2 separate regions of the Homo sapiens genome follow, and region 1 is linked to region 2. Evidence: chromatin contacts called from ENCODE Hi-C or POLR2A ChIA-PET data. All regions are on one chromosome and are shown on one strand. Each heading gives the region's core, a stretch centred on a gene start or an enhancer-like site at or near the end of the contact. The rest is flanking DNA. Distances are from core to core; before and after follow the strand shown.

The links. A loop is a pair of places that touch in the nucleus more often than their neighbours do. ChIA-PET counts read pairs that join two places held with the same protein, here RNA polymerase II (POLR2A). Pooled maps may share reads with other maps.
Region 1: POLR2A ChIA-PET joins it to region 2 with 10 read pairs in SK-N-SH. The contact joins two enhancer-like sites. A Hi-C loop is called at or near these places in 5 of 168 maps with a recorded cell type or tissue (Caco-2, IMR-90, PC-3 and 2 more) and 3 of 50 pooled maps. POLR2A ChIA-PET finds 5 or more read pairs at or near these places in 1 of 52 experiments (SK-N-SH).

What each region holds. Positions count from the first base shown.
Region 1 is chr1:179,778,943-179,785,129 of GRCh38, forward strand. The region is part of intron 1 of FAM163A (family with sequence similarity 163 member A); the gene reads left to right. Among named protein-coding and RNA genes, the nearest start is that of MIR12116, 22 kb to the right of the region's middle. Within about 2 kb of position 3,134, at least 2 of the 41 ENCODE cell types and tissues checked have a DNase peak (open chromatin) inside an H3K27ac peak, as active enhancers do.
Region 2 is chr1:179,708,237-179,714,182 of GRCh38, forward strand. LOC105371635 (a long non-coding RNA gene) reads right to left here. Exons shown (of 3, transcript XR_922329.3): 2 at 3,755-3,813. Among named protein-coding and RNA genes, the nearest start is that of FAM163A, 32 kb to the right of the region's middle. RefSeq lists an enhancer at 1,536-1,605. Within about 2 kb of position 1,405, at least 3 of the 41 ENCODE cell types and tissues checked have a DNase peak (open chromatin) inside an H3K27ac peak, as active enhancers do.

The sequences.
Region 1 (6,187 bases), core at 1,884-4,383, 72 kb after region 2:
TAAGGAGAGGGAAGGCTGACGCAGCAAGGCAGGGAATATTTAGATGTCATCTCAGAGGCTGGAGGAGCCTTCAAAAGGTTTAGGCAGGACAGAAACCTAGTTATGTTTTAGAAAGTTACTACAAAATTAAATGCTCTCAGTGTACATTCATATCAAAAAATGATGGAAAATATTAACGGTGATTAATTTGGGTGTTAAGAATCTGGGTAGTTTTTCTTTTCCTTACACTTTTATCTTTACCAATATTTATATTATTAGAAAAGGATCAACAAAAGTCATATCAAAATAAAATATTTTATCCTGGCAGTAGTCTGTGGTAGCAGGAGTAGAAGGAATAGGTTGGATTTCAGCCTTTTTGAAGAGGGAGTTGGCTTAGACCAGGGCTCAGGGGGATATGAATGAAGCAGGCTGCAGCAGTCAGGATCATGCCTTCAGTTTGTGGTTAAAGCAGGCCTTGGAAGAGCCTCCCTGGCCCCTGATACTTTAATGAGAGCTGGTGGGATTTGGGACTGTGGGTGACTCTTGGCCAGCATAGAGACCTGCTCCCTCCTGAAAGCCTTAAAAGTCCCAGTGGGACCCCATTTATGGGTCTCAGAGAAAGAGCTCAGGCAGTGACAAGATGCTGTTTCCATTGAATGAATAGACAGTTGTTCCAGGGAGCATGATCTTGGCTTTCTAGACATTTGAGACTAAAAACCAAATGGTAATGTGCATTCCTATTTCCTGTTTATCGGCTCATATGGGCTTTTTACTATCTTACTGTAGATAAACAGATTTATGTTGTTTTCAAGTGGCACTCTCAGGGCATTCATAAAGATCAGTGGAGCTTTAACTCTGGGAATCCACGTGAATGATAAAGTGGAGGATATGTTGGTTAGAGGCCTGGCTTCACCACTAACTGGAACATCTTGGGCAAATCACCTCAGTAAACCAAGCCACAGTTTATGTATGTGCTAAATAGATTTGAAATACCAGCCCAGTTTATGTGAGAAGGTTGTTTTGAGCTTTATGTTAGACAATATGAAAACACTATAAAACTATAAATGGTTGTTTTCACAAAGATTGCATGCTCTGAAGAATGCCCTGGCTGTGACCCAAAGTCTGACTCTTGGCTCTGTCCCTGGAGTACAAGATATGGGCACTTGTGGCCAGGCAGGTTCATGTGAATACTATGACACATATTCAAGGGAGAGAGCCCTCTAGATAATGGGCCAAAAGGCACAGGACTATGCAAATGTATATTTATGTTATGGGTAAAGATCTCAAAGATTGACCATAACTGACAGGATAAAATAATCCACAATCACACTTCTCTTCAGAAAGGAAATTATTTATTACTTGATTATGCCCTGTTGCAAGCACATTAAGGAATTACTGATCTTGGCTCCCAAGTGTGAAATGGAAAATTTTGAACATAAAACATACTTGTAGAAATACAACAGTGTTATTTGCCAGTGACCATCATCAAGACAAGACTTTAACCTTATCAGTTAGCCTAAAGAAGTGAAATTGAAACAAAGCCAAACGCATAAGCTCGGTGATCGTTCTTCCTTGCTGTGACCATTAGTCAATATGCCAGTGGTTCTCGAAGTGTGGTCCCCAGATGAGCAACATCAGCATCACCTGGGAACTTGTTAGAAATGCACATTCTCAAGACTCACCCCAGACCTGCTGAATCAGAAACTTGGGTGGGGCCGGCAATGCACATTTTAACAGGTCCTCCAGGTGATTTTGATACTTGCTAAAGTTTGTGTGATTCCTACACAGGTACCTGCCCCAAGACAGTTTGCATTAACTGTCTTTGTGCTTTCTTATGTTTGCCTAAAATGCCTCATTCTTCCTGACAAAATAAGGTTCTTGACATTGGCTAAACTTCTAATGCTACCTAGTTACATCAGCTAGACCAGAGCTGTATTACCAGACTTTCATCACAGAATCAGAGTGTTCTCATCATTTTGGTGTTGACAGGACAGAGGGCATTTGCTGATTATAATATGTGGCAAGAACCAAGGAAACTGCAGTGTTTAAGTGTTTTGAGATCTCAGAAGTAAAAGCATCTAATGTGCTCCATGCAAAGGTCTGGTGGTACTCAGTTATGAAAACCGTAGAGACGAGGGGAGAAATGCAAGCATACACGATGGCTTTAAAATGAGGGGCTTAACCGAGAGTGAAAGTAGATTCGTGGTTGCCCAGGCCTGGATGAGAGAGGAGCATGGGGCCTGACTACCTACTAGGAACAGAGTTTCTTTTTAGGGTGATGAAAATATTCTGGAATCTGATAGTGGTGATGGTTCAACAATATGGTGATTATCCTAAGAACTACTGAATTGTACACTTTCAGATGGTGACAGTGTGAATCTTATATGAATTTTACCTCAAAAAATATTTTTAAAACCCACTGGTTTATGTGGAGGCATGATTCCACTTCTCTCTGATCTCCCCTTCTCCCACATCTAGCTGCAGTATAGCATGGGGCACGTATTAGATCCTCACAGAGTTCTCGGTTGGTTGACTGCTCTGACCCCCGAGAAAGGGGCTCAAATGAGCAGGCACCTGGGAATTAGTACATACTTGGACTATACTCTCTTGGGATGGCTTCCTGGGGCAAGTGTACCTTTACTTGGAGTAAATCCTTCCCTCCAGTGTGAGAGACTCCGCTGGGATTGCAGGGATGAGGGTGGTAAATGCAGGTTAGTTAAAAATGACGTCTTGGCCAGGCGCGGTGGCTCATGCCTGTAATCCCAGCACTTTGGGAGGCCCAGGCGGGAGGATCACTAGTTCAGGAGTTCAAGACCAGCCTGGCCAACATGGTGAAACCCCGTCTCTACTAAAAATACAAAAATTAGCTGGGCATGGTGGCGGGTGACTGTAATCCCAGCTACTCGGGAGGCTGAGGCAGGAGAATCGCTTGAGCCCAGGAGGCGGAGGTCACAGTGAGCCAAGATCGTGCTGCTGCACTCTAGCCTGGGCAACAGAGCAAGAATCCGTATCAAAAAAAAAAAAAAAAAAAAAAAAGACGTCTTGCTTCGAGCACAAGTTGTTTTCCAGTTCCCTGTGATGAGCACAAACTTGTTTATGCTATCAGGGCCGGCTTGGGAGGCCAGCTGCTGCTCCTTGACGTGGAGAAGGCGCCTCTACCAGGCTGACTCCTTTGCAGCTGGCAGACAGCCCTGGGGAACAGGCGAAATGATCTCACGGGCCGGGTGGAGTGAGCATGCCGGACAAGGACCAGGCCTCTGTGCGCATGGATATAATCAGCTTTGATAGGCAGAGGCTGAGGCTGTTTTTCCAATTAGAGCTGTTAGAGGATTCTGGCAGGGGCAGCAGTGGGCTTAATTTAACAGACCTGGGACTCATTGAATTAGCCAATGTAGAGGGGATGAGACGGACACTAATGTAAGGCTGTGGGGGCAGAGATGGGGAAGGGGAGAAGGGGACCAGAAGGGCCGGTCGGCAGGGACACAGTGAGGCCTGGTGATGTGGTCCGGGCAGCACAGGAGCATCTTCTCATTTGGCGGGCGGGAAAGCTTGTGCAAGCAGGACGGGATGGAGACTCCTCTGGTACTGGTAAGGCTGGCCTGGTGGGCTTTGCTCGCAGAATCTGGATTCTCAGAGGCCGTTGGCCAGGGTTCTGAACAGTTTCTTGTGCCCATCATCCTTCCCAGGCACCCTGAAGCTGCTGCCATCTCCTTCCCTTTCTAGAACCCAAAGTTCTAAGCCACCCTGCCAGGCACCTTCTTGGTTTGAGAATAAAGAACATTAGAGCCAGAGCAATCATTAAATGTCCTGAGTCCGCGCTTTCATGTTACAGAGGAGGCAACTGTTTCCTAGAGAAGCTGAGAAAACTTGTCTGAGAATATCCAACTCTTAGAGGCAATGTCAGCATTGCAATCCAGACCTCCCACCCCTGGCTGGTGCCGTTTCTTCAAACCGTGGTCACAGTTGGCCCCTCTGTCCTCAGCCTGTGTGCATTTCCAGCAACTTGTATCCCAAACCACTTGGATGGTTTGAAAGCCATTCATTCATTCATGTACAAAATTAGCCCGGTGTGGTGGTGCATGCCTGTAATCCCAGCTACTTGGGAGGCTGAGGCATGAGAATTGCTTGAACCCAGAGATAGAGGTTGCAGTGAGCCGAGATCGTGCCATTGCACTCCAACCTGGGCGACAAGAGTGAAACTCCGTCTTAAAAAAAAAAAAAAAGGAAAAAGCCATTCATTCATTCATTCAAAATGCAGAATGCCAAACTGTACAGACAGCATAGTCTCAACTATCTGAAGAATAAAATATGTGGAAAAGACTGAGTAGAAACATGGGGAAAGACTTAACTGTTGCTGCTTCTGGAAAGGGAGTTGATTACTGTTAATAACTAACATTTATTGGGTTTAATGACCCATCCTAACAATGACCTTATGTTGATAACATTGTGGTACAACTCCTGTGTTGCTAGGTGGCAGTGAAATTTTGTAAAACCGTTTGGGAAAATAGTTTGACAATGTTTATTTTTTAAATGTGCATTAAAAAGTATTTTAACTTAAAATAGCTGATCAACACCTTTTTTTTATTTTTCCTACCCCATGACATCCTGATGAAATAATAGAATGAATAGAAAAAGATAATCTTACTTAGTATATAAGAAAAGTGAGGTATGGAAAGGTTTAAAAGTTGACCCATGGCTACATAGATATTAAGTAGCAAATCCAGAATCTGATCCTGTTTGTATTAACCGTCAGCCACTATGTAGGACTGCCACACACTTGGCACTTTTTTATACTTCCCAAATTTTATATAATTGAGCCCAAATATTATATATATATTATATAATTTATTATATATATATTATATAATTTATTATATAATATATAATTCCCAAATATTATATAATTATATATATAAATTGTATAATTTTATATAAATTTATATAATTTAGTAAAAAAGAGAAACTAAAATAAATTGTATTTCCTGATGGGATACACTAGTTGGCTATAAGGAACATTTTCCCGATTATACCTAGCTGGCTCAGAAATTTGTTCAAACACTGGCCAGGGGCACATTTGGAATAGAAGTCCCAAGGGAGAGAGATACAGGTGAGATTCCTGCTGCCTCTGAGGCCATCAAGAGTCTGATCCTTCTGCATAGGTTGGCTGTGGTCTGTTGTGACCAGATCAGGTGGAGGCTTCCTGGAAGGCTAGGGTGCAATTCAGGGTTGGGCGTAATTGATAACAAATCTGCCCTCCACACATTATCATCTTGGGCCTTCCAGAACCTCCTGCCTTCACCAGGAATAACCTGGCCACAGCTCAACTTGCCTATGCCCCGACCTTGGGCCAAACCTGCCTCCTCTTTGAGAGCAGTGGTGGAGGAGGTAAGAGTGTAAGATGCAAAGCCACGCTGTGTAAGTTCACATACCAGCTCTGTAACTTACTGGATGTTGGAGAAAAGTTACTTACTAGACAAGTTAATTTAACCTCTCTGAACCTGTTGTATCCTCTGAAAATAAAGACAATTCTGCATTACAGAATCTGTTGTGAGGGTGAACTAAATTCACAGTTAACGCAGTGCCTGGCACATGGCAGGCATGTCTCCAGTGTAACCTTCAATAGTCCCTTCCTGCTTGGTCCAGCATTGCCCTATATACATACACAACAGACCCAGAGAAAACAGTATAGCATCTTCCCTTGAGGGGCTTATCTTGAGAAAGCACAAAACCTGCGCACATGAAGCACAGAAGGAAAAATAGACTAACATTTGCTGAATTCCTATTATATGCCCCGAAAAGAAAAAGCATACTCATTTCTTTCAGGTAGAAGATAGCCTAGAATTGTGACATGTCGCAGTGTATAAAATCTAGATGCTGGGGGTGTGGAGTATTCCTTCCAGTTCCTTTCCTTGTGATGACTTTATTTCACTGACTTAACAAGTAACTTTAATCCTCCTCATCTCTGTCCCTTCAATTATCTTGGGTAAACTGGACTCTTCTGTTGCCTGGCTACCCGGCAGGTAGTCCCAAATGTCAAAGAAAAGCTGGCCAACCTTAGAATTTGGCCATGGACGTCACTGTGGGAGGACAAATAAATATAGAACATGAAGAGATTATTCATTTAGAGCCCAGCTTCTCCAACATCTCACTGTGATTCACCAGATCAATTAAAGGCGCAGTAATTCAGTGCGTCAGGAAGGCTGTTGTG
Region 2 (5,946 bases), core at 155-2,654:
ATTAAACCAATTCCAGTTCCACCTACACCACTCCACCAAAACTGCTCCTGTCAAGGTCTCCAGCAACTCCATGCTGAATCCACTAGTCAGCCCTCAGTCATCCCATCTGACTTATCAGTAGCATTTGATACACTTGACAATCCTCCTCCCTGACACTTTCTGTCCTCCCAGCACATCTCATTCTCTAGGGTTTCCTCGTACTCATTGGTCAAAGCCTTAGCATCTTTTGTGCCTCCTCCTCTTTTTCCTGGCCTCTTAATGCTGCAGGGCACCAGGCCTCATTCTCTTGGGAATTCCCCCAGTCTCCTGGCTTTAACTACCATCTACATCTATAGGAAATCCTGTTGGCTATGCTTCCAAAATGTGTCTGGAATCTGCCGGCTTCTCACCAACCCTACCTCCACCACCAGGTCAGAGTTACTGTACTGAGCCTGGACCACTTCGCAGCCTTGTCTGGCTTCCCTGCTGTCCACAGTGCTCTCTCACTCTGCTCTCCACAAAGCAGCCAGAGGGGCCCTTTCAAGCTCCAAGGCAGCTGGCATCCCTCCTCTGCCCAAGGCCCCCTGAGGGCTCCCAGTCTTACTCAGAGTCCTTACAATGGTCCACAGCGGTGTTGCCAAAGACAATGCAGGATGCCCAGTTAAATACGGATTTCAGGTAAACAGCTAATAACTTTCTAGTTTAAGTATGGTTTCATGCAATATTTGAGGCATATCTGTATTTTTAAAATTATTATCTGAAATTCAAATTTAGCTGAGATTGCAAATTTTTATCTGCTAAATCTGCCAGGCATATCCACCAGCTCTACATATGCCCCCCGTTACCTCCTTGACCTCATCTCCCATGATCTCCCCCTTATTCACTGCACTCCCCCACACTGGCCTCCTCACTTTCTTCCAGTGCATAGCTCCTCACTTTGGGCTCTTGCCTTGGCTGTTCTTCCTCCAGCATCTGCGTCTTCTCAAAGAGGTAATTTCTAAAATGACTTCTCAACGCTGTGCTCCCAATGCCCCTAATCCTGCTCCACTTTTTTCCATAGCACCTGACTTCTAACATGACTCATTCTTTTTATTGTGAACTGTAGGTCTCCACCAACCAGAATCTAAACTCCACCGGGCAGGTATTTTTGTCCATTTCGTGCATTATCATATCCCAAGAGGCTAGAACAATAGCACCTCTGTACACAATAATTGTTTGTTTATTGTGAATGAATGATTTCAAAGGCTTTTGCTCCTTTCCATTGCATTATATATTCCCTCTGTTTCAACTTACGATAAATATCTGAACAAACTGAGAGTGCACAGCCTGGAGAGGAGATTACGGGCAGAGGTGGAGAATGTGCTCACACCTCAGCTGGAGTGGTCCTTTTGTTGTGGGACAGTCTGGTTCAAGGCACAGAACTGTCCACAGCTCTCTGCCCAGGCAATTGCCACATTCCCCACACCCTCAGTATTGCCCTCTATTTAACAACAAAAAAGTGTGTATTTTCTATGTGCCAGTTCCTGTGCTGACCTCCAAGAATACAAGGATAAACAAGATAATGCTACCTAGGAGGACCAGGCAATGAGCTTGAGGTTCTTGCCTGATTGATAAAATGAAAAAGAATTGGGCCTGACTGCCCAGAATCACCGCAAGGGCCACAAGCCCTTATATCCTATCATCTCCCCCCAGGTTATTTCCTACTTTGGTAACCCCCAAGAGAAAACCAAAGTGAATGTTAAGCAGGAGCAGTGAGAAGAACATCTGCTGTAACCTCTCTATGACCCCAATGCAGTAGCTCAGCAGAGATGAATTAAAGCGCAGGAAGCTTGTTGGCGTCAGTCTCCATTGACGCCAACAGGAAGGTGGAGCAGAGAAGCAGATTTGCTGCTGAAAATCATTTCCCCTGGAAAGTCCCAGGAGAAAAAAAAAAATCATTACAGCTGGGATAATAATGTTTACTCAACAGCCTTGTGTAAATTTTTGACCCACCTTATTTCTGCACTATTAGGGTCTGGAATTACTGATTAAAGATATTATTATGTTGGTGCAAAAGTAATTGCGGTTTTTGCTATTACTTTCAATGACAAAAACCTCAATTACTTTTGCACCAGCCTAATACCATCTTAATATGCAATTGCTAGCTGGAAAAGTCTAGGGCAGGTTACAGAGGTGTAGTATTAACATGGCTAAAACACACACAATAGAAAATGGAGAAAGAAGTATCTTGAGGGGAGCATGGTTTGCAATGCCCTTTTCTCTTCTCCCTTTCCCCTTTCATTCCAGGTGGGCCTCCAGCATGTCCCTAGTCACCAAATTACAGAGCTGTCATTTTCTAATTCAATGAAAATTTACTGGGGGCCTGTTTGACACAGGCTGTGTCACCTCCTGTCTCCAGGGTATTAAATTGACTAAAAGAGCTCATCCTTTACTAAAGAGGGTAGCTCCCTAGTGCAACTGTGACCAGGCATAGAGGGGTAAAAAGTCGGCCCTGGCATTAACTAAATGCCCACAGCAAGAGCTTGTTCTTTCTTCTTGTAAAAAATGACCAGATGCTAGAACTCAGGACACCTTGGATGACACCCAACATTCTAGAGGAAAATCATAGATAGACCTGGCAGATCTCGTCAGGCAGAGCTGGCCTGGCAAAACTGGGAAGTGAGCCATACTGATCCTCAACATTCTCCAATTTTCATTTTCAGCTCTTTTCCCTCTGACCATTATTTGGTTCTGCCCCATGAGTGGCCACAAAGTCCCCCTGCCCTGCCCTCCCCTATCACAACCCACCCAAGGACCTTGCTAGGTGACACTGACCCATTCCACATTTTAGAGTCTGAAATTATTCCTCAGTCTTCCCAGCACTTTGGGAGGCTAAGGCAGGCGGATCACGAGGTCGGGAGTTCGAAACCAGCCTAGCCATTATGGTGAAACTGTGTCTCTACTAAAAAACACAAAAATTAGCTGGGTGTCGTGGCGTGTGCCTGTAGTCCCAGCTACTCAGGAGGCTGAGGCAGGAGAACCACTTGAACTCAGGAGGCGGAGGTTGCAGTGAGCTGAGATCACGCCACTGCACTCCAGCCTGGAGTGCAGTGCAGTAAACATTATTATCCCAGCTGTAAGCGAGTGAGACTCCATCTCAAAAAACAAAACAAATACCCAAAAAATATTGCTATCTAGCAAGGGAATGTGACAAAACCAATTGAAAAGGAATAAACTAGTGACTATAATAGTTTAGATAACTTCCTGGAGTGCTTGCCTTTTGGAGAGGCAATAAATAAGAAAATGAGGCTCTGAATGACCAGAACCAAATAGAACCTTCTTAGATTCTATTCTATTTCTCAAAGTAATATGAGAATTAACTAAAATCTTGAGATTTTTGCCAAGGACAAAACATTACATTGACCCTTCTAGTAAATGAGACAACTGCACTTCTTAATCCTCCCTTTTCCAGACAAATACCAGTCAGTAGGTCCCTCATTTCTAACTCCTCATATATGTCAATAGGACATAGCATTTTTAAACTATGAAAAGATGTTAAATTTCATCACTTTAACAATGTATAATTTAATCACATATAAAATGAAAGATGGTTGTTAGAGTTCTTCCAAGATAAGTCTCTAGCTCCTCACAAATTTAAAGGATCCATTTTAAACTTATGAAGAGGCTGTAAGAAGAGACACTAGAACCAAATGTGAACAGACATCTAGACAATTGATTCTGGATGGCTAAAGCTCAACTTCTTCATTTAATTAACAAATACTTGTTGAGGACTTACCGTGTGCCAGGCATCAGGCTCGATGCTGAAGATGAAAGACTGTTCCTGTCTTCAGGGATCTCACAGTTTGGTGGGACAGGGCAGAAGAAACTTAAAATAAGCAACTACGACAGGCTGTGATAAGTGCCATTATGGAGCACGTACAGGGAACATTGGGAGCACAGAACACTTCACTCACTCTAGGGTTGGAGAGAAGGGTATATTGGAGGAAGATTTCTCAAAAAAAACCTGTGCTGGATTTTAAAGGTCATATACCTGTCTCTAGTTTTAGTGTATGGAAGGTATTTCCAAAGCATATAAATGGTATTTCAAAAGCACAAAAGAAAAAAAGGAAATGTGGGAGATATTATTCCCAGTTGGTGGGGAAAAAAGTAAAAAATAAGTTAAAGGGGCCAGGCGCAGTGGCTCATGCCTGTAATCCCAACACATTGGGAGGCTGAGGCAGGCAGATCACTTGAGGTCAAGAGTTCGAGACCAGCCTGGCCAACATGGTAAAACCCCATCTCTACTAAAAATACAAAAATTAGCTGGGCGTAGTAGCGCATGCCTGTAATCCCAGCTATTCCAGTGGCTGAGGCATGAGAATCGCTTGAACCTGTGAGGCAGAGGTTGAAGTGAACCAAAATCTTGCCACTGCATTCCAGCCTTGGTGACAGAGTGAGATTCTGTCTTAAAAAATAAAATAAAATAAAATAAGTTAAAGGAAAATTACCTAAAACTTGTAGATAAAAGATGATTATATGACTTTTTATGTCATGCTAACAACATTTTCTAATGAGCCTACTTTATTTACACAACTGATCATGACTCAAACATTTTACAAGTCTGTAAAATTTATAAGGTGATTTTTGTTTCTACCAGTGTAAAGAAGACCCATGGATCATCTTCTTTATATTGGTAGAAAAGGTTCTTTACATTGGTTAAGAAAAAGGGGGGGTGGGTGGGTATATTTTTCCTATACGACAATATGTAACTAGCAAATTTATTGCAGAATTCCTTTTTTCCCCCTCATTATAAAAATCTCAGTTTCTCAAACTCTTTTTGGAACCTACTTGGCCATCCTACTGGTTTCATCATTAAAGAGTTCATCATTAAAGAGTTAAATAAAACTTTGAAATTAGCTCACCATTTTTTTGTATAAGGATTAGGTTTTTAAATTCACATGGAAACTTGAGGGGCTCTGAACAGCCAAAAATAACTTGAAAAAGAAAGACAAAGTTGGAAGTCTCATTTCCAAATTTTAAACCCACTACAGAGCTACAGTAATCAAAATAGTGTGGGACTAGTGTAAAGAAATACATATAGACCAATGAATAGAATAGAGATGGCAGAAATAAATGTCCAATTATATGGTGATTGAATCTTCAACAAGGGTGCCAAGACCATCTAATGGGGAAAGGACAGTCTTTTCAACTTATGGTGCTGGGAAAACTGAATATCCACATGCAAAAATATGGAGTTGGTCCCTTGCCTTATACCATATACAAATACACCTCAAAATAGATCAAAGGCCTAAAGGTAACACCTAAAATCATAAAACTGTTAGGAAAAAAATGTAGTGGGAAAGCTTCATGACATTGAGTTTGATAATGGTTTTTGGATATGACACCAAATGCACAGGCAACAAATGTAAACAGATAAATTGGACTACCCCCAAATTTGAAACTCTATCAAAGGACACAACCAATAGAATGAAAAGGCAACCTACAGAATGGGAAAAATATTTGGATCTTGCAAAAGATTAGTAACCACACACATACATACACAAACACATAGCCAGCTAGCTATCTGCCACAATTTTTTACCTATTCATCTGTTGATGGACACTTAGGTTGTCTCCATATCTTAATATTTTTGTCTTTTAGTCTTCATACTTAAGATATAAGTGGTTTATTTCCACAATTACAATATTAAAGTATTCTGAATTTATCTGTTTGCTTTCTTTTACCAGGAGTTTAATACCTTCAGGTTTTTTTTTTAATCTCAAAAAAAGGTACTTTATTGATGGTGGCTTGTGTTATCATCATTATTATCACCCTTTTCTTATATATATGTATATTTTATTATTATTATACTTTAAGTTCTAGGGTACGTGTGCACAATGTGCAGGTTTGTTACATATGTATACATGTGCCATGTTAGTGTGCTGCACCCATTAACTCGTCATTTACATTAGGTGTTTTCTCATTTCA